Regions from separate parts of the Mus musculus genome. Here region 2 is linked to region 1. Evidence: chromatin loops called from intact Hi-C (ENCODE). Cell type or tissue: heart. All regions are shown on one strand. Links, peaks and the distances in the headings refer to the core of each region. The heading gives the core; the rest is flanking DNA. Region 1 overlaps Tmtc2 (transmembrane and tetratricopeptide repeat containing 2). Region 2 holds the start of Tmtc2 (transmembrane and tetratricopeptide repeat containing 2).

The links. Hi-C counts contacts between places; a loop is a spot of excess contacts. Peaks named below come from ENCODE experiments on the same cell type or tissue, not always from the same donor. Only the 100,000 strongest peaks of a DNase experiment are listed, where the experiment ranks them.
Region 2: a loop joins it to region 1, with 2.4 times the contacts of the local background. A loop is called at or near these places in 5 of 42 quality-filtered maps.

What each region holds. Positions count from the first base shown.
Region 1 is chr10:105,291,504-105,300,354 of GRCm38, reverse strand. All of the region lies in intron 8 of Tmtc2 (transmembrane and tetratricopeptide repeat containing 2), which reads left to right. Among named protein-coding and RNA genes, the nearest start is that of Gm25422, 160 kb to the right of the region's middle. In heart, for the core only: no CTCF peak of the experiment used is centred there; no DNase peak of the experiment used is centred there.
Region 2 is chr10:105,570,415-105,579,265 of GRCm38, reverse strand. It overlaps Tmtc2 (transmembrane and tetratricopeptide repeat containing 2), which reads left to right and starts at 4,787. Exons shown (of 12, transcript NM_177368.4): 1 at 4,787-5,599. The coding sequence starts at 5,517. It overlaps Gm15663 (predicted gene 15663), which reads right to left and starts at 4,715. Exons shown (of 3, transcript NR_038032.1): 1 at 3,579-4,715. In heart, for the core only: a CTCF peak has its summit at 5,226; DNase peaks (open chromatin) are centred at 3,845, 4,775, 5,475 and 5,665; H3K4me3 peaks cover 4,008 bases; H3K27ac peaks cover 2,254 bases.

The sequences.
Region 1 (8,851 bases), core at 638-8,637:
TCAGAGATGGTAACATACAATAATTAAAAGCATTTTTTTAATTTTGTCTAAAGAAAACAACAGAAGTGCTGAAGGGTGCATTAAGTTTTTACACACAAAACCTATGATAGTGTGTAGGCTTAGATTTTTCAAAACCAACATTAATAAGGGTTCTCAGATGCTTTGACCCTTCTTATAGCTCATTGTCCAAAGGAAAGGAAGAAAAGATGGTAAATAGGACAAGGGAATGTGGACCTGTTTAGAAGTAGTTCTTCAGGGTGATTCTAATCTCTGTTTGAAAGGAAACCAACAGTCCAGTTCAAAAGTGTCACAGTCCAGCAGAAACTGCCAGGCATCCGCCAAGTTGGTGTAAGCCAGCAGGGGAGACCAGGACCAGTGGGAATGCCAGGAGTTCTCTGCTGTGCCTCTGTCAATGAAGAGTTGCAAGGGTAGCTATGGTCACTGCACCTGGTCACTGGATGCTGAGTCCTATTTATACTCTCTCCAAGCATTACGTGTCCTTCCATGGGTCTTGCCTCAGCAAAACATCACATGAAATATCATGTGAGTCTGCATCACATGACACAACCAGAAACTTGCACTTCCATAGTGAAAACTCTTTTCATGTGAAGGAAGAGACGTCTCCTTTCCATGCAAATACAGAAATCAAATGTGTAAATGAAGAAATTTGGAGTTTCTTAATATTCTTAATGGAGTGCATACATACATTTGAACTTAAGACTCTTCAAACACTTTTAAAAGTGACTTTAAAACTTATAGCTACCTGAATCCGATCCTTCCTACAAAGAAGACACAGACAAAAATGGTTACATTTTAATATGTAATGCTGATGTGCCCAGACCCAATACTGGAAGTAAGGAACATGTGGCCTGTTCTGCTAGATTTTCAACGAAAGAATATTTTAAACTTTCTTTTTAAAAATAGAATTTTAAAGCTGCTTTCACAGTTTTTACTTTACAGAAACACATTGAAAAGGAAGAAAAGGCTTGTATATTATAATCTAAATTTTAAATTTCCCTCCAGTAAGGCTTTTATAGTTTCCTATTTAATGATTAGATGAAATGCAGCCTTCTGTGCACTGGCTTACTCATAAGGCCAAATCCCACAGCCACCTTTAATAGTTTCTTCTAAATTAAAAGTTTGGCAGATTCTGAGTCCAGTGTGTTACATCTGACCAATTATGGGTTTTTTGGTCTTCTAATATGCCACCGAATTGGCAAGGTGGAAAATGCCACACATTTTTGCCTTCTGCGGTGTTATGTGTTTTATTAAACAGGACTGGCTATTAGTCTCAAGAGAAGGAGAAAAGGAGCAAGACACATCTCTTTAGGTTGAAACTCACCAAAGGTCAACTGTGTTACATGGCTGGCAGCTATATCAGTTACTGTAAGCTAGGATTTCAGATCAGAGTTCTGCTTTTATGAGAAAATTAAAAGAAAAAATGACGATTACTACTTTGATTGTAGTCACTGAACTGATTCACTCAGAATGCTTTTTCTTACATGCTGTTTTTTTTTTTAAGGATTCCTGTAATATTTCTAGTAGGTAGAAGAGACCAAAGGAATTTAAGGACTCCCCTCCCCCAGAATGCTTTTGTTCACCCTATAGATCATGTCCTTTTTATTCTTCTGCAAAAAAGAAAAGAAGAAATAGAATATTTCTCCTCTGTCTGCCTCTTAAAATTGTATTTCCTTTGTGAAGTCTGACCTAATTTTCTCAAGCCCTTATATTTTTCTTCTCTGATCATCCTAAACCCTTGTCTCTGTATCTTTGTGACATCACTTGGGAATGGGATGACATAGACATTTGTGTCTGTCTTTTGATATTAGGATTACAAGGACTCATCTCTCTCACCCCCCCCCCCCCAAGGAAATTCAACATTCATTTCCTTAGATTGACACTTTTTGTATCTTAATCCCTTCATTCCGTCCACACATGAACTTAAACTGGCTGGTCCACGGTGAGCATTACATTAATTCTCAAGGATATGTCCTGAAGAATTTGATGAGAGTGGTATGATCACACAGTAAGCACATGAATAATCTTCCAGAGCTCTAGAAAGGAAGACGATATTAGAGGGATACTCGTCAGCTGACATATGTGCTTGAAGTGATTGATTTATCTTTTAAATTTTTACCTTAAAAAACTAATATTTTTCATAAAATAAAACTTGACCATATCCTTTCCCCTCCCCCAACTCCTCTCAGGTCTTCCCTGCCACCATATTTACCAAACTTTTTTACTTGAGCTCTGTGTGTGTCCAAACAAAAAACAAAATAGAAAATGCAACAATAAAAAAGCAGAAAGAAAACTAAAACAGAAAAACAATAAGACAAAAACAAGCAAACAAAAAGCACAGACAAGGAAAAACAAACTATGAAAACAAAGTCCGTTTTCTGTAGTCCAACTACGACTGGGCACACATCTGGACTGCCTGCCCTGGAGTGAAGTTGATATATCCATTAGCACTCCATTGGAGAAAATTGATTTTCCCTCTCCTGCAGCCATCAGTTGCAAATAGCTTCTTGGTTAGAGGTGGGACTTTGTGCTCACTTCCCCTTTTCCATGCTGGGATTTGGTCTGGTTTGAAACTGTGCATGCCTTGTGCGTGCTGCCCCAGTCTCTGTGAGTGTTTTATGCTAGTGTCAGTCCTGTGGTGCTTTGGACGGCACTGTTTCCTTGGAGTTTTCCCCCAACCTTGCCTTCTCTACTGTGAATCCCTGAGCCTAGAAGGGAGGGAGTATGACAAAGATATCCTATCTAGGACTAAGTGCTCCAAAGTCCCACTCTCTGTACATCGTGCAGTTATAGATCTCCTTATTAATTACAATTTGTAAGACAAGAAGCATCTCTGGTAAGGGTTAAGCAATGCTCTGCTCTATAATTATAGTAAGTTGTCATCAGCCAATATTTTATTGTTATGTTCCTTTACGTGTTATTTCTTGATCATCCTTACAAAATGCTGTTCCACTTTATAAATGAAGAACCTGAGCTTCCAAGATTTAATTATCGTTCCCTTAAGGCTATTCAGTAATTAAATAGTACAACGAAATACAACTATCAAGTTTTGCATATTAAGGGTCATAATTGTATTCTGTATTAGATAATTTAAATGATTTTCCCCCTGATATGCCTTCTTTTACTGATTAGAGACTCCCAAAAGTAAATCCCTATCTCTTCCTAAACATTTTAAAAATTATTTTTGATACTTGTTTTTAAAGATTATGTGGTTAAATGTGTTTTTATTATCAGCTGTGACTGATCACGAATAGAGGACTAAAGGCTATTGGCCCTTTTTGATCCAACCTTATACCTTTAAGAGGAAGTTCCCAGGAAACCCTAGGGGAAGTCCTGTCTTAAGGTCACACCAGTAAGCTCCATGTTTAACTATAGTAAAGCCAGCTGACATCTCTTTAGAAATGTATGCAACGTTCATACCGGTGTCATGTCCAAAGAAAATACAAAATGCAAGCTGAGTTTGAATATCTCTGCTTAAGATTGTGATTTTAGACCTTGTTTGAACTTTGCTGCCTAGGGCTAACTCCATGCATTTAAAATCAGTCATTCACTGAGAAGGACAGCAAGAAATACCATTTCCATTATTGTATTTCAGGTGATAGTTCTGCTTGTTTTTAAATCTGTGTGGGTCCCGAAGCCTTGTCTTTTCCTAAACAAAACAAAACAAAAACCAAGAAAACAAAACAACAACAACAAACAGATTACAAAAAAAAGAAAGAAAAGAAAAAGTCCTTTGTTCTGTTCCATTTGTCTAAGCCAAAGATTTTGTAGTTTTTTTTTTTTTTTTTAAGCCCGTGAAATTATTATTGATTTAAATTGTAATAAAACCTTCTTGGCTGTTAGGTTACTTTCCAGAATTAGTTTAGTGGGAAAGAAGGAAAGATATTGGAGACTCTGACAATAATTCTTGACATACAAAACCTTTATTTTGGCTCCTGCATGGGCACGCTAAGCCAGACTTCTGTGTCTAGCCAAAGTTAATTGGGTTCCATAAAACTGCAGTTGTGAAAGTACTTGATGTCCTCTGCAAAAGTTCTGCTTCTACCCCCTCCCCCCCCCCCGCCACCCCCACTAAATGGTGTCACTGTGTCTAGGAGAAGCTCAATGCTCTGTTCTGTGCTCCTTTCATAATAATTATTATTATTACTTAGAACTGAGAATTCTCATTTGTTCAGAGCAACACTCTTTCTGTTTATGCACTGAGCAACATCTGGCTTGCTGCATCTGTTTCGCGGTGATTTGTGTAGAGCCGTGTTTAGATCGGAGAGGAGTCTTTGTAATAAGCAATTCTTCCTGTAATTCTGATTGGGTGATTAATACGAATGTATACAACTCATATGTTAAAATTTACTTCTGTGAAAAGGGAAACATTATATCATGCATATCTGTTGGCAAAATATTAACTGACATGTGGAAGGAAATTTAATTCAGTATAATATTTAGCTAAATGTTCACATAAAATTACTTCATCTGAACTTTATGATTCCACATTCTAGAAACAACAGTCATCATTGGATTGTTTTTAGTTGTTGTTGTTGTTGTTTTTGCTTTGTTTTTCTAAAAACCAAAATGGTTATGATAGTGATTTTATCAGGGATCCTTTCCAGATTTCAAGATATGCCTTTTAAAGTAGCATCAACAATGTAAGTATTGTGCTTGCTAGTGTTAGGTGCCTCGGGAATCTAAACAAATACATTTATACTTTAGTCTGCTTTTGTATAGTAGAAATCAATGAGAAGCATATATCTTATGGGTAAATACAGCTAGCCTCAGAAGTAAAACAGATCAAAATACTGAAATTCCTTAATACTCAAAGCTCTCTCTCTCTCTCTCTCTCTCTCTCTCTCTCTCTCTCTCTCTCTCTCTCTGAGTGTGTGTGTGTGTGTGCGTGCAGGTGTAAAACAACTAATCTTCTACATGTCCTATTCATGTTAACTTTAGTTTGTGGGTATGTAAAAGAATATATTGTTCAAAAATGACCTGCATTTTATTATTTTGGGTTTTTCCGCTTGACTTTTGCATTGGTCTGTAGTTTTCACTTGCAATTAGAATAGGCAATCAACTTAAGACCCCCTCATAATCCTTCGGGTACTCTGATATCTCAATCTTATTGGAGAGATGGAGATCAAGAAGTAGTGTGGTTCTAAATGTAATATGGCATTCTTGCAGGACTCTATAAACTTTTATAAAAACCTGCAGTGGACAGGTGTTTGCTGCCTCAGAGATTGTCATGCTTCCTGCTGAACGGTAGTGATGTGAAGTGAGGGTGATTTCATGGCTTCAAAAAAGACGTGGCACCTTTTATTCAGGAGACACTATTAGCAAAATCCAGTCTCCTGTACTTGTGACTATGTGAATGGCTTTTGTTTCAGAAAGGATAATTATGTAGTTTCCTAAATTGTATCCAGACTCTTCTCTAGCTATTACAGGCCCAGGGTTCTGCACCATTTTGAAGGCATTTCCTTCTGATTTTATATTTCTTAAATGTGTTAATAAAGGTCCATCCACACACCACGATCCTTGCCTTGACCTCAGAACCTGCAGCATGTTGCTCCTTACCAGTGCTTTCCTTGCAGTCTCTTGGTTTCAGTCTTGCTCTCTGTCACCTGGCATGAAACCATGTAAGGCCACTTGCGCCTTTATGGTTTTTTTTACTGTCTATTTCCATTCTAGTTGCATTCTGAGGCTGTAATAAAACATGCTGACCAAATATAACTTGTAGGAGTAGATGGTAGAGAAATGTTTATTTGTATTACACTTCCGGGTCTCAATTAATTATGGAGAGAAGTCAGTGCAGGAATTCATCAAGCATGAACCTAAAGTAGAGACCATGGATAATTGGCTAATATGCACACACACGTGTGCATACACACACACTCACACACACACACACAACTCACTTTCTTAATATCACAGGACTACCTGACCAGGGAATGGTGCTTCCCACCATGGGCATGAACACCGCCCCCCCCTCCACACACACACACACACACACACTCATTTACCTCAGTTACCAGTTGAAACAATCCCCCAGAGACATGACCTCAACTAAAGTGCCCTTCTCAAGTGATTGTAGCTTCGGTCAAGTTGACAGCTAATGCTAACAGGAAATTTCTTACCTGATAATTTTATATGATGATCGTACAGACTAGATAAAAACCTGAATATAATTCTTGTTTAAATGATGTGTTGGTCTAGGCATGCATTTAGTATTAGGAACACTTTCAAACTAAGTACCTTTCGTCTTAAGAGGTTGCGACTTCTTTTCAAGACCCAGATTCTTTTATCATCTGGTAGCATTCAGATATGTACAGATAAACTGATGAACTTCAAATTGTGGTGAGGTTTCTTGCTGATGATACCTTCATGAATTGAAACTACCATGAGTTGAGGTAGGCTAATTATTTGGGATACTGAGGCAGGGATATTACAACTTAGAGACTTGTGAGGCAATTTATTGAGAAACTTTCTCAAAAACAGCACAGTGATAGTATACTCAGATGCATGGTTCAGTCACTAATACTAGAAAATGTAGTTGAAAATACTTTTAAGATACCTAAACTGTCAAGAATCAATGCTAGCAAAGTAGACTTTGTACTATTTTGTAGAGTACTGTACTATGAAGACTGAGTTACTTCCTCATAATAATGTAAGAGAATATAATAGTATACATTTCATCACCAAATAAAATAAAATAAAATATCTGAAATTCCTACTGAATACAGACCCACTTTGCCACCATTAAAGTAGAGAAATTTTGAGTCCTATCTTAGTAAGTCAAAGACAATCAGTGTGTATATACATACATAAACACACACACACACACACACACACACACACACACACACACACACACACACACAAGCACAAACACACACCCTTCCATGGTTTGAAGATACTGCCTAAGTTTGGTTTCTATTGATTTCTGTGGTAAGAACCAGAAACAAAGCAACTTGAGGAAGAAAGAAGTTAATTGCTTTATGCTTCATAATCACGGCCCTTCACTGAGGTAACCCAAGGCTGGAACTCAAGCAGGGGACCATGGAGGAATGCTGCTTACCAGCTTGCCCCTCTTGGCTCCTTAAGGTTGCTTTTTGATATAACACAAGACCATCTGCTTAGGGATGGAACCACCCACAGTGGGCTAGGACTTCCCACATCAGTCACTGGTAAAGAAAATTCTCCACAGATTTGCCTACAGACAATCTGTTAAGAGGCAGTTTCTCAGCCATGGTGTCCCCTTTCCAGGTGACTCTAGCTTCTGTTGACAAAAACTAACTACAGATGCCATTTAAGTTCCAAAGATTTAAAGCATTCATCTCTACTGCCTTTGCTATAGTTTCAATTATCTTTCCTTTGATTGGCTATAAATTGTCCCTAACATTTTATATGCAGTATCCACGCATTTACCTCTAAGCTGCCTTCCAGGTCCTCACTTTTGCAGACTTTTAAATTGGTTCAAAACAAGCCCCGCTCTTAATATGTTCATAAACACACAAGTCCTCTTTCCTCATTACTTTTGAGGTCCTTGCTCCAAGCAGCTTGGAGCAGGAGACTCACAGAGTTGTAGACCGTTCGTCTTTGACAATACATTTGTTCCAGCATTTTGTTCTGAGCTTAGGCCTGTGTTTTCTCTCATACCATGAGTTTCTAGGATTGTATGAATTGGTCCTTAATTTCTTTTCTCACTTTATATAAAACTTGTTTGATTGCCTTTCTACCACGTAAATAAACAAATCCCGATGTTAGTATAAATTGGCTCCTTTCCTTGCCCTCTGCCCCTTCCGTACTCTTGCTAAGCCCAGAGCCTTTAGTTTACTTCATGCTTTTTAGTATGCAATGAGCTAGCTATCATGCAGTCTCCCATCAGCTCCTTCTATGAGCACATTACCCAGATACCAGCTTCATACACGAGGGAGCTGGGATTCACAGAGCTTACGTGTCTATAACCTGTCATGCCTGCCTATCCCAGTATGTTTCCTTCAATGCAGCTGCGCTATTTACATTATTCTTGAACATTTGGTTTTCTCTATTATGCTGGAACACCCAGATAGTCACATTGTGTAAGTAAACCCTAAATTCAATGCATGTAAAAATTGACTTAAAAAAAATAAATCATTTAACATCAAAATTTTTACACACAGTTGTGAAGTGCATAGGTAGTGGTCTGCGTACATTTTGAAGTATAATAAGTATAGAATAGCCACTGATAAATGGACTTAGGGTCCTGCATATAGAGAGTAGCAAAAAAATGTAAGAGTGAAGCTTTTAGTGTATATGTGGTATGCATTGTTTCCCTGGAATCTGGAGATTCTAAAGAAGCATGACAAACTCACAGGACTAGGGTAAGGAGCAAGAAGGTCAAAGAGAAGAGACCTTGACCGTTAGCTGGTAAACATTTACCTGGCAGGAGACTGAGTTGAAGGCAGAGCACTTAAGCATATCTGGCCCCAGCCATTTATTTCTTCTCCCAGTAGAAAGTGTAATTCTTGTTAAAGCACCTAAAACTGCAGGCTGCTTATTTGTGGGCCATAATGGAGGATCTTCATCAAATCTGACAGGATGTGGTACATGCTTGAACATATTCTGGAGTCTAGCATCTAATAAACTTAATGATAATAATGTTTAAAGTTAAAAACAGCCCTGTGCAGGAATTGCATCTCTTTAGGACCTTTAGGTAGGTTTGGTATTAGCGTTCTGCTGTAGTTATTGTTTATCATATATAAAGCCATGCATTTTAATGCCCTATAACGAAGAAATTGGTAGTGTTGATGGAACAATCCGGCTTAGAACTTTTTGTCCCCCACAAATAGAATTGACAGTATCTTCTCTG
Region 2 (8,851 bases), core at 468-8,467, 280 kb before region 1:
ATCCACATCTTAACTGCTCAAGAGCTGCAAGTGGTTGTTGTCTATGATGCTGAACAGTACGAATGTAAATACCTCTTTCTACAAAGTTGTCTTCAAAAGGAAAACTCATGGCAAGCTTTAATCTAAAAGACATTCTCATTCAAGTGAATTTTTCCTTGTAGTATTTATTAATTTATTTATTAATTAATTAATTTATTTATTTTTTATTTTACAGAGGCCAAGACAGAAACTATTAGTCAAAACTCCAAGCAATTATCAAGCTGTTGATTGTATTATTTATCACTGTTTATAGCAGTACACATGAACGCATTTGGAGAGTTTTTAGGAAGAAGGTTGTCTGGCCTTGCTTTCTTTGACAAGCTTCTGAATTCTATCAGTAGCTCCAACATCTTTGTAATTTTTCTGATCTGGTTATTAACGTGTAATTCATACTCTCCCCCTCTTTTTCTCTACCTCCTCTTTCTCTGAACTGGAGGTTGGGAGGAAAGCGACATTCCTAGAGTGATCATTATAGCGGTAGCAGCTGCTTCTTAACAGGCTTGGTTTTGTGACAGGGGAGACAGGACCTGTTTCTGTGGTTGCAATCCCCTAATTTTATTCCTAATAGATCACGAGTGTGGGGATAAAGCAAGGTGACATGCTGTCACGTCTGTGGGACGATGCTTTAGAATACGCTGGGAAACATCTCACAGTAGCCATGTGCAGCCAATGCTTTTACTGTCATTAGTTAACAGCTCAGCCCACGAGCCTCCCACTATTCCATGACCCACATTTCATCCACGGTCTGCTGTTTTTCTCCCACAGTGTTATTTCCTGAGCACAACCCAGAGCTTACAAGTCCCCACAGCAGAGAGCTCTCTGTTCTGACCTCCCTGAACAGGCAGTTTCACCTGCTGAGCTAGTTTTTTTTTTTTCTGCTACCTGGTCAATCTGTTAAGCTTTGAGCAGGAGATTCCTGGATACCCTTGCAGAAAACAGATGGGGGTTGGTGATTACTTTAGCCTGCTGCAACTTTAGAATTGAGACTGTAAGGAAGAGGTGCAAATCTTCTGTTCATAAATAACCAAATCCGTGGGCATTTTACAAAGCACTCTGTGTAGTGCAAAGGGAATTAATGTGCCACATTTCACCCTTGGCACACTTTCCGAATGAATTGTTCAAAGCGAAGTTATATTAGGACAAATAGAAATGACGACGAACACCAGATGTAGACTTTTAGTTAATATTTATGCAACACCCAAAGGGAAGATGGGATTGCACAATAAACTAAAAATGTCTTAGGAAAATAAGGAAATCTTTACCCCCGAGGAACTGGCACCACAAAGGTATGAATTATACAACAAAGGCCCCGGGAATGCAGAACAAATGTAGGCTAGGTCTGGTCGACTATAAAATGGAATTCATTGAGGAAGTGGTAAGGTAGCAGATGTGTAAGACCTACTCAGGAAAATAAGGGCTTAGCACTTTGGTGGTGGGACAAACTTGTGTCTAAGGTAGAAAGCTTAAGACAACCAGCCTGATTTCCTTCAACTGTGGACAGCTGCAGTAGTTTTAAATAAATGATGTATAAATTCAGAACTGAAGCAGCAGCAGCCTCCCCCACACGGGATAAATGCACCTTAATAAGCTAAAAGGAGGCTCTGTGATCATAAATGACCTCCAGGGGTAGTGATGGCATATTTAATTGAATTTTCCCTTTGGAGTTGCTTGAGAAAGGTAGAAAATGCAAGCAGTGGTTGTTTCTCAGACCTTGGAGAGCAATGCACAAGAGCCCATGGCTTAATTCACAGGAAGGATACACAGACATACGTTAAAGTATAATAGCGTTTTTGTTACAAGAAACTGGATTTTTTTCAAGCGTGGCAGGATGTGCAGTCTGCTGTCTATTAAGAATCTCAAGATGTACCATTTTATGGCATGTCTCAGTTTCTGAGGCTTTCAATTCAGAGGGGCTGGATGGTTGTAGAAGAAGCCACACTTAATGTTTTTAAAACTATCAGACCTTTGAAATGGAGAAATGCTCACAAGATTTTAGCTCTCTGAACCCAAAGCTTTCTAGTAGTTGTATGCCCATAAGTCTTAGGAAAGAAGCTGTCCTTGTGTGATTTCCTATCATGGATCTTCCCGAGGAAGTGATGCACTCAAGAAATGTCACCCTTCTTCCCTCTGGCTTTGGCATCTTTAACATAGACAACAATTTAGTTTCTTCTTCCTGATGAATATTTGTGGGCTTTCAGCTCTTCTATAATCACACTTAAATACTCTTATTGTTTACTTGTTTACCCTTTTTTAGAAGTTTCTTTTACAATGTTCAGATGCTATGGGCTCTGGGCACTTTGTGGATGAGGGGACAAGCTTTATGAAGATTGAATGGAAATTCAAGGGATTAGTTAATAAACTGATGTGTGCCTATCACCAGGTAGTAGTGGTACAGGCCTTTAATAGCAGCACTCTAGAGGGAGAGTCAGATGGATCTCTGAGTTTGAGCTCAGCTTAATCTACAGAGTGAATTCAATGACAGTCAGAGCTACACAGAGTAACCTTGTCTCAAAAAAAAAATCAAAACTCCACAAACAAACAAACAAACAAACAAGCAGACAAAGATACTTAGAAGGAAGTGATAAAGGATGATGGGAAAGAGGGGTGTGTATGTGTGTGTGTGTGTGTGTGTGTGTGTGTGTGTGTGTGTGTGTGTGTGCTTTATAAAATACAAGAAAGAATTTTTGAAGAAATACCATTTGAAAGATAGTGGAAAGTAGCCAAAGAAATGTCTGGGGAGAAAACAGTTCCAGGTACGAGAGAAAAGAAGGTTCCAGAGAAGGCATACACAGATGAACACATTGAGAAGAGGGGGAGGACCATATGAGCCAGACTAAGAGAGTTTTATTCTATGTGCACTACACACGCTTAAGTGGAGTGATTGAACTTAAAGCTGCTTGTCTGGAGCCTCAAGTAAATGCTTGGAGCAGGGGCGGTAGGTGTAGAAGCAAGACCATTTACAAGGCCATCAGATTAGTTTGTGCAGGAGATACTAACGCTCTGTGGATGTGATGGGTGTATTTTGGTGATGGCTCGGACTAAGAGTGGAACAGTGTGGGTGTAATGGTATGTATTTTAGAGAGGAATGTCTAAGTATTAGTTAAGAAGTAAAAGGATGACGTTGGAAATCATAACAGCTAACTTATTGCACTTACCAGTCCCCCTCTGGATGCTTTATTTACATGGAAACTCACCCAACCAAAGTAGTATTTATAAGTGAGGGGTGAAGGAGGTGATTGGCCCCAACTTACTCAAATAATTAATAGCTGAGTTGATACTCAAATCTAGGTATCTGACTTAAGTATTTATTCTTCCCCCAGTGCCCCAGGATCCAATATCAATACATAAGCTCAGAAGAAGGTCAGAGAGGATCCGAATGGAGCAACTGGTATGATTTTTAAAAAAACTTTAAAAAATACATTATACCGGGGAGCACTGAAGAACAAGAATCACCATCTTCAATATATTATTTGAGAACTTCCTACGTGCTCATAATATTTTGATCAAATCACAATTTGCCTGTTGGAGGTTGAACACACATTTGTCAGTTTCCAAACGATTTCTTTGTGAAGTCAGACATCCTTATTCTGCAGGCGTTCAAACTTTTCAGATCGCTGCCACATACCCAGGGAGTCCACTTTCCTTATTATCTTTGAAGAGCTTGCTGGTTAGGTGCAAAAGGGGAAGTTGGAAGTCAGCCCTGCAAGGACGTGTTTTCTGTGCCCTGTAGCTTCCCCACAGCAGGGGGCGCTGCAGTCGTGTTCATCATAGTCCAAGGGAGCGACCAGGGCAGTCAGAAAGGGAACCAGGCAGGAAGGGGGTGTGGCAGACAGCTCTCGGATCTCTTTGGTCATGCAACTTTAGTACCCAGCGCTCCTTCTGCCCAGACCATTCTTCTGCACCGTATTTCATCATGTTGGATGCCTTCCATCCAGTCTTGCATCCGGGCGGAAAGGAAAGGGCATTAGCTTTCCGCTCTGCTGGGTTTAAGGATGCCGTTGTAGAGGGTTGCATTAGCGTGGTCTCTTCTATAGTCTCAGAGTCAGCTTGACAGTCCTGAACCACTAAAGACACCCATCCCCACGCAATTTCTGAGGAACGCGTGGGTGTTTCTTACCTTCTTGCCTCTCCTCTTTCATTTCCTGGATCCCTTTTCATGATCTTACTGCGGGGCACGCGTCTTTCCACTAATATTAATGTCGACCGTCACGGCGTGGCCTCGGAAAACTCTCTCCTAAACGCTGCTTCCCTGGCTCTTCAACAGGCCCTTCCATCCCAATTCAGCTCACGCATCGCGCGCGCGCGGGGCAATAGATCCTTAGTGTCAACCGAGGTTGCCAGCGCTCTGCAAACCTGTTCTACCTCTCCGCGTCCCGAGAAGTCTCTCCAGCTGACCAGTCTTTTGCCTGACAGCTCTTGGCACTAGACGTTTGGCTTGCGATCTAGAGCGTGCAAAGCGCCTCCCCGCAGCACTGGGCAAACCATTGACTCCTCCTGTCGCCTCTCTCCTCCATCTCCCAGAGCCCAGGGCACACTCTAGCTATCGTTTTGGGCAATCTTCCAAAAGTCATCTTTGTCCTGGGCTTTGGGGGAGGCTTTCCAGAGTCAAAAAGAAGGTGAAGGAAGATGAAGAAGAGAGTGGGGCCAGAGTACCAGGCTGGAGCAGCTAGAAGAGTGGGCGGAGCCTCCAGCCAGTGGGGGTAGACAGGGAGGAGTCTGCGGGGAGGATCTGGGTGGAGAAAGGGGCCGGGCTAGCTTAGGGTGGTGGGCTGGCCACGCAGGCGCGTGGGGCCGCGACGAGAACCCCACGCGGGAGCTTTTGGAGTCCCCAGTCGCCGCTTCTCACTTCACTGGAGAGGGGTCCGGGAGGGAACCAATAAAGAGTGAATGTGCCGCAGCCGCGGTGGCGGCCGAGTTGCTGCGAACGGCCCCGGAGTCGTGCGCCCGGGAGGCGGCGAAGGGAGGCGGTTCGCCTCGTCCCTCCCACCCGCCCCTTTCTCTCTCGGTCTCTCTCTCTGTCTCTCCTTTCCTCCCGCTGGTCCCAGATCCTCGCTCTGTCCAGCCCTTTGGTCCCCCCTCTTGCACTCTTCTATCTCCGCAGTCCTTTACCTTAGGGCGTCCCAAAGTGCCATGGGTTAGGGTGGGGACCGCGAGCCGCGGGAAAAGGACAAGCCCCGATTCTCCGCCGGGGGGCGTGAAGCCGATCGCCGCTTGCCTCTCGCGGTTGTCGGGTATGGGGAGAGCGGTGTGAGCCCGCAACCCCCGGAGCACGCAGGAACAGCGGAGCCCGGCGCCCCGAGGAGGAGCCCGGGATCGGAAGAAGGAGAGGAGGGAGGACGAGGAGGCGGGCGGGGAAGCCGGGGAAAAGTGCAGCCAAGGAGGAGAAGGCGGCGGAAGGTGGGGATTGATGCTTCTGTTTTTTGTTGCCGCTGCTGCGCTCGCGCTGGGAGCCAAGCCGGAGGGAAGGCGGTGGAGAGATGATTGCAGAGTTGGTGAGCAGCGCTCTGGGGCTCGCCTTGTATCTCAACACCCTGAGTGCTGATTTCTGCTACGATGACAGGTAAGTGGGTGAGAGAAAGGGGCAATGGCTGCGGTGCGACGGGGGTGGGGTGGGGGCTCCTCGGTGGCTCTGGTACTGCTTGCTGTCAGGCTGAAGCGCGTCTTGGGGGCGGGGTTGGGGGGACAGGTATCTGCACCTGAAGGTTTAGGCGACACGGAAACCGTAACACCTAAAGCAAACAGCCGGGACGGACGCAGGCGCGCTGGGCGGGCCGAACGAGTTTCCGCTCCTACTTTGCAGCAGGTTCTTGCTTGCTTCTTGCTGGTTGGCAGGCGCTTAAGTTTCTTTGCGGAAATCCAGGCAATTTGGAAGACTGTTTAATGAACCCACGTTAAACAAACAACCAGCCAAAGTAAAAATTCCAATAACAATCCTTGGTATACCTTGGTGCAAAAAAAAAAAAAAAAAAAAAAAAAAAAAAAAGAAAGAAAGAAAGAAAGAAAGAAAGAAAAAGCATATTAAGCGATTTTACGTGTGGGCTGGAAGGAAGCACCTCTGCACCCCTAGAAGATCCTCCCCGTGTGGTTTCCTTTTATTGATAGGACACTGATTTCTCGAAGTTAAACGCACATATGACAGTTGCCAAATAGAGGAAAGAGCGCGCGTACTCTGAGTCAACTTTCTCTTTGACGTGTATGATAGTAAACTTTGAGCTGTATCTCGCTGCTGGTTGTATCTCTCGCTCCCCCAACCTTGCTCACGCATCATGGGGAATTCCTTTATAAAAACGTGGGCTTTCAGTTCTGTTTGGGCGTTTTGCATGAGACATTAGTGATTCGCTGGTGCTAATTGCAGAAGAAGACGCCCTGGAGACAGAAGTTGTCTTCTGTATTTGGGTTAGTTTGGGTGGCTAATGAGACCCGGATTGTGTTGTCAAAGAAACTGCATTGATGCTTGGAAAAATATCACCCTTGTGCTGATGTCTCTACCTATTTTTAAAATATATTGTTAGTGTTTAGAAACTGATGAAAAGCTCCAATAGCCATTAGGGACAACTCCCAATTTGTGCCTTTCCGGTGACTTAATCTGATTACAATTAAAACAGATGCATAATTAAAATATATTGGGGAGAACGGCATGCCTGGCTAAACTTATTAACCATCCTGGAGTGTTTCATGCTCCATTGAAATTAAACCATCCAAAAAGTGAACACAGATTTACTCTGACAGCCTTTCAGCAGCCTCTCTGGGCGTAGGGGAGTGAATGGATCTCCAGGGTTAGGGCGAGGAAGCTCGTGAACCCAGCAAAGTGGTTGACAACAGTCCGAGAAGGAAGGGTATATACTCTTTGCTAGCCAGCCATAGTCTATATACTCTGTTCGGTCCACTCTCCTGCTAAGAGTGATTGGATGTCTTAAATCAGGGGATCTTGGTCCCCACCCTCATGTCTGCTATGAAATTCCCTGATGATACTTGCAGAACTACCCCATACACCCCTGATGTGTTTCTGCATTGTGCCCAGCAGAGACTGGCTGATAGTCTCTGGCAGACAAACTTTTCCTCAACTTTTTAAAGAGTGTACTGACTTCAGCTGCTCTCAGAAATGGTCCAAGAGTGAGGCAGGCTGGGCTGCTGGCCTTTCTCTCTCTTCAGATTTCTGTGATGTTGCACCTGCTATTTTAAGAGTCCCCATGGGGAATGCTTTGTTCAGGTTTCGCTAAAATGAGTCCAGGGATGAGTCAGGGCAGTGGCTGACTCTTCTGGGGGGTGGTGATCTGGAAGAGGGAGTGTTGAAACCAAGAATACGGAGCTTAGGAAGAAAGTAAACTCGGAAATACTGTCACATTGTTGAACATTATGATAAAGCAAGCATTTCTCTTGACTACGCTTAACTGCTGCCCAGTTCTTAAAAGAGGATAAAGGCACCACTTCCTTTAAAAATGGAGACTAAAACTTAAGTCAGTGTGCAGGCGCAGCTTTCTGTAGGTCTCCCACTCACCCTGACCTGTTTGGACAGTGAGTCTGGGAGACAGCTGTGCTGATGATGATACATGAGTTGCCCTTGATGACTAGAATTTGTTATAGGTTCCTCCCCCTGTTACAGGTCACAGTGAGTGTTACCAATCCTTGTCTTCTATTTTCTCTCTGTATAGGTGAATTTCCTGTGATAATTTTCTCATATCATTGATAGCAGGTCCAATATGATATTTAGACATGTATCTATAGAACACTGAGGGCCTAAAGTATGAATTATGCTTCACTATGCATTAAAAATTATTTTCTGAAAAAAATTATTTTCTGGCAAAACTACATATGCAACCGCAAGGTCTTAAAAATGTGAAATCTTAAGGGTAGCAAACTTTATTCCTGTGTTCCCGAGGAACCATCAGGTGCATATTTATGCCACACTGAATTTATTTGTTGTGTGTTCAGCATGCGAATGTGATTCATTGCCAAGGTGCACTGTCAACTGTGGCTTTGCAAATGCACTTTCCCCGTAAGTTCTGTAGCTCGCTGGTGTGTGAAGAGGGAAGCGAAGAGGGGGAGCCACGTGGAAACGACAGTGTGATAGGCTGGTTTCCAGTACTCCATTTCCATTTGCAGAGATTCACATGGAAAGCATTGCTTAAATTATATCTGTGCATTGTGATGACCCCCAGGAACTTCAGTGGAGTACAGTTCTGGAACTGAAGCCCCTGGAAGTAGCAAGAACCACACATAAGGGGGTGATGGCTCGTATGCATGACTTGCTTCGCTAAATTAGAACCTTGCATTGTAGCCTGAAGAATCTGGCCGTTACTTTAGTAGGGTGTTATTATTGTTGCAGTGTGAGTGTTATTGCTCATGTACTTCTCAAAGTTGCCATTTGTTTTAAACACCATGATCAGTTTAGTTTATCAACTGGTATACTGATAATCATTTTTATGTCTTATATAGCTTGTTGGAAGTTAGGTGGCAACATAAAGCTTTCTTGAAGCAAAGATCAGTTCCGCACTGTAGCCACTCAATGTCTTTCAAGTGTTTTGGTGGTAAACCTAAGAATATGTGTACAGTGTGTGGAAATGAGTGATGCCAGGGCAGACTTCACAGTATCTGATGAGAAAACATACATGCTTTCAGCCTTGTTCTCTCTCCTCTCAGCTTTAGAATAAGGTAATGACTGCTTAATCTGAAGTTGTGGTACCAATGTGAAATGCTTGGCACATCTTAAGTTCTGCTCAATGTGACGCCTTAAGTGATCCTTTTCATTCTCTGGAGAAACTTGATGTTCACGAGTGTGCGAAATACAGACAGATACCTTTTGTGACCCCCT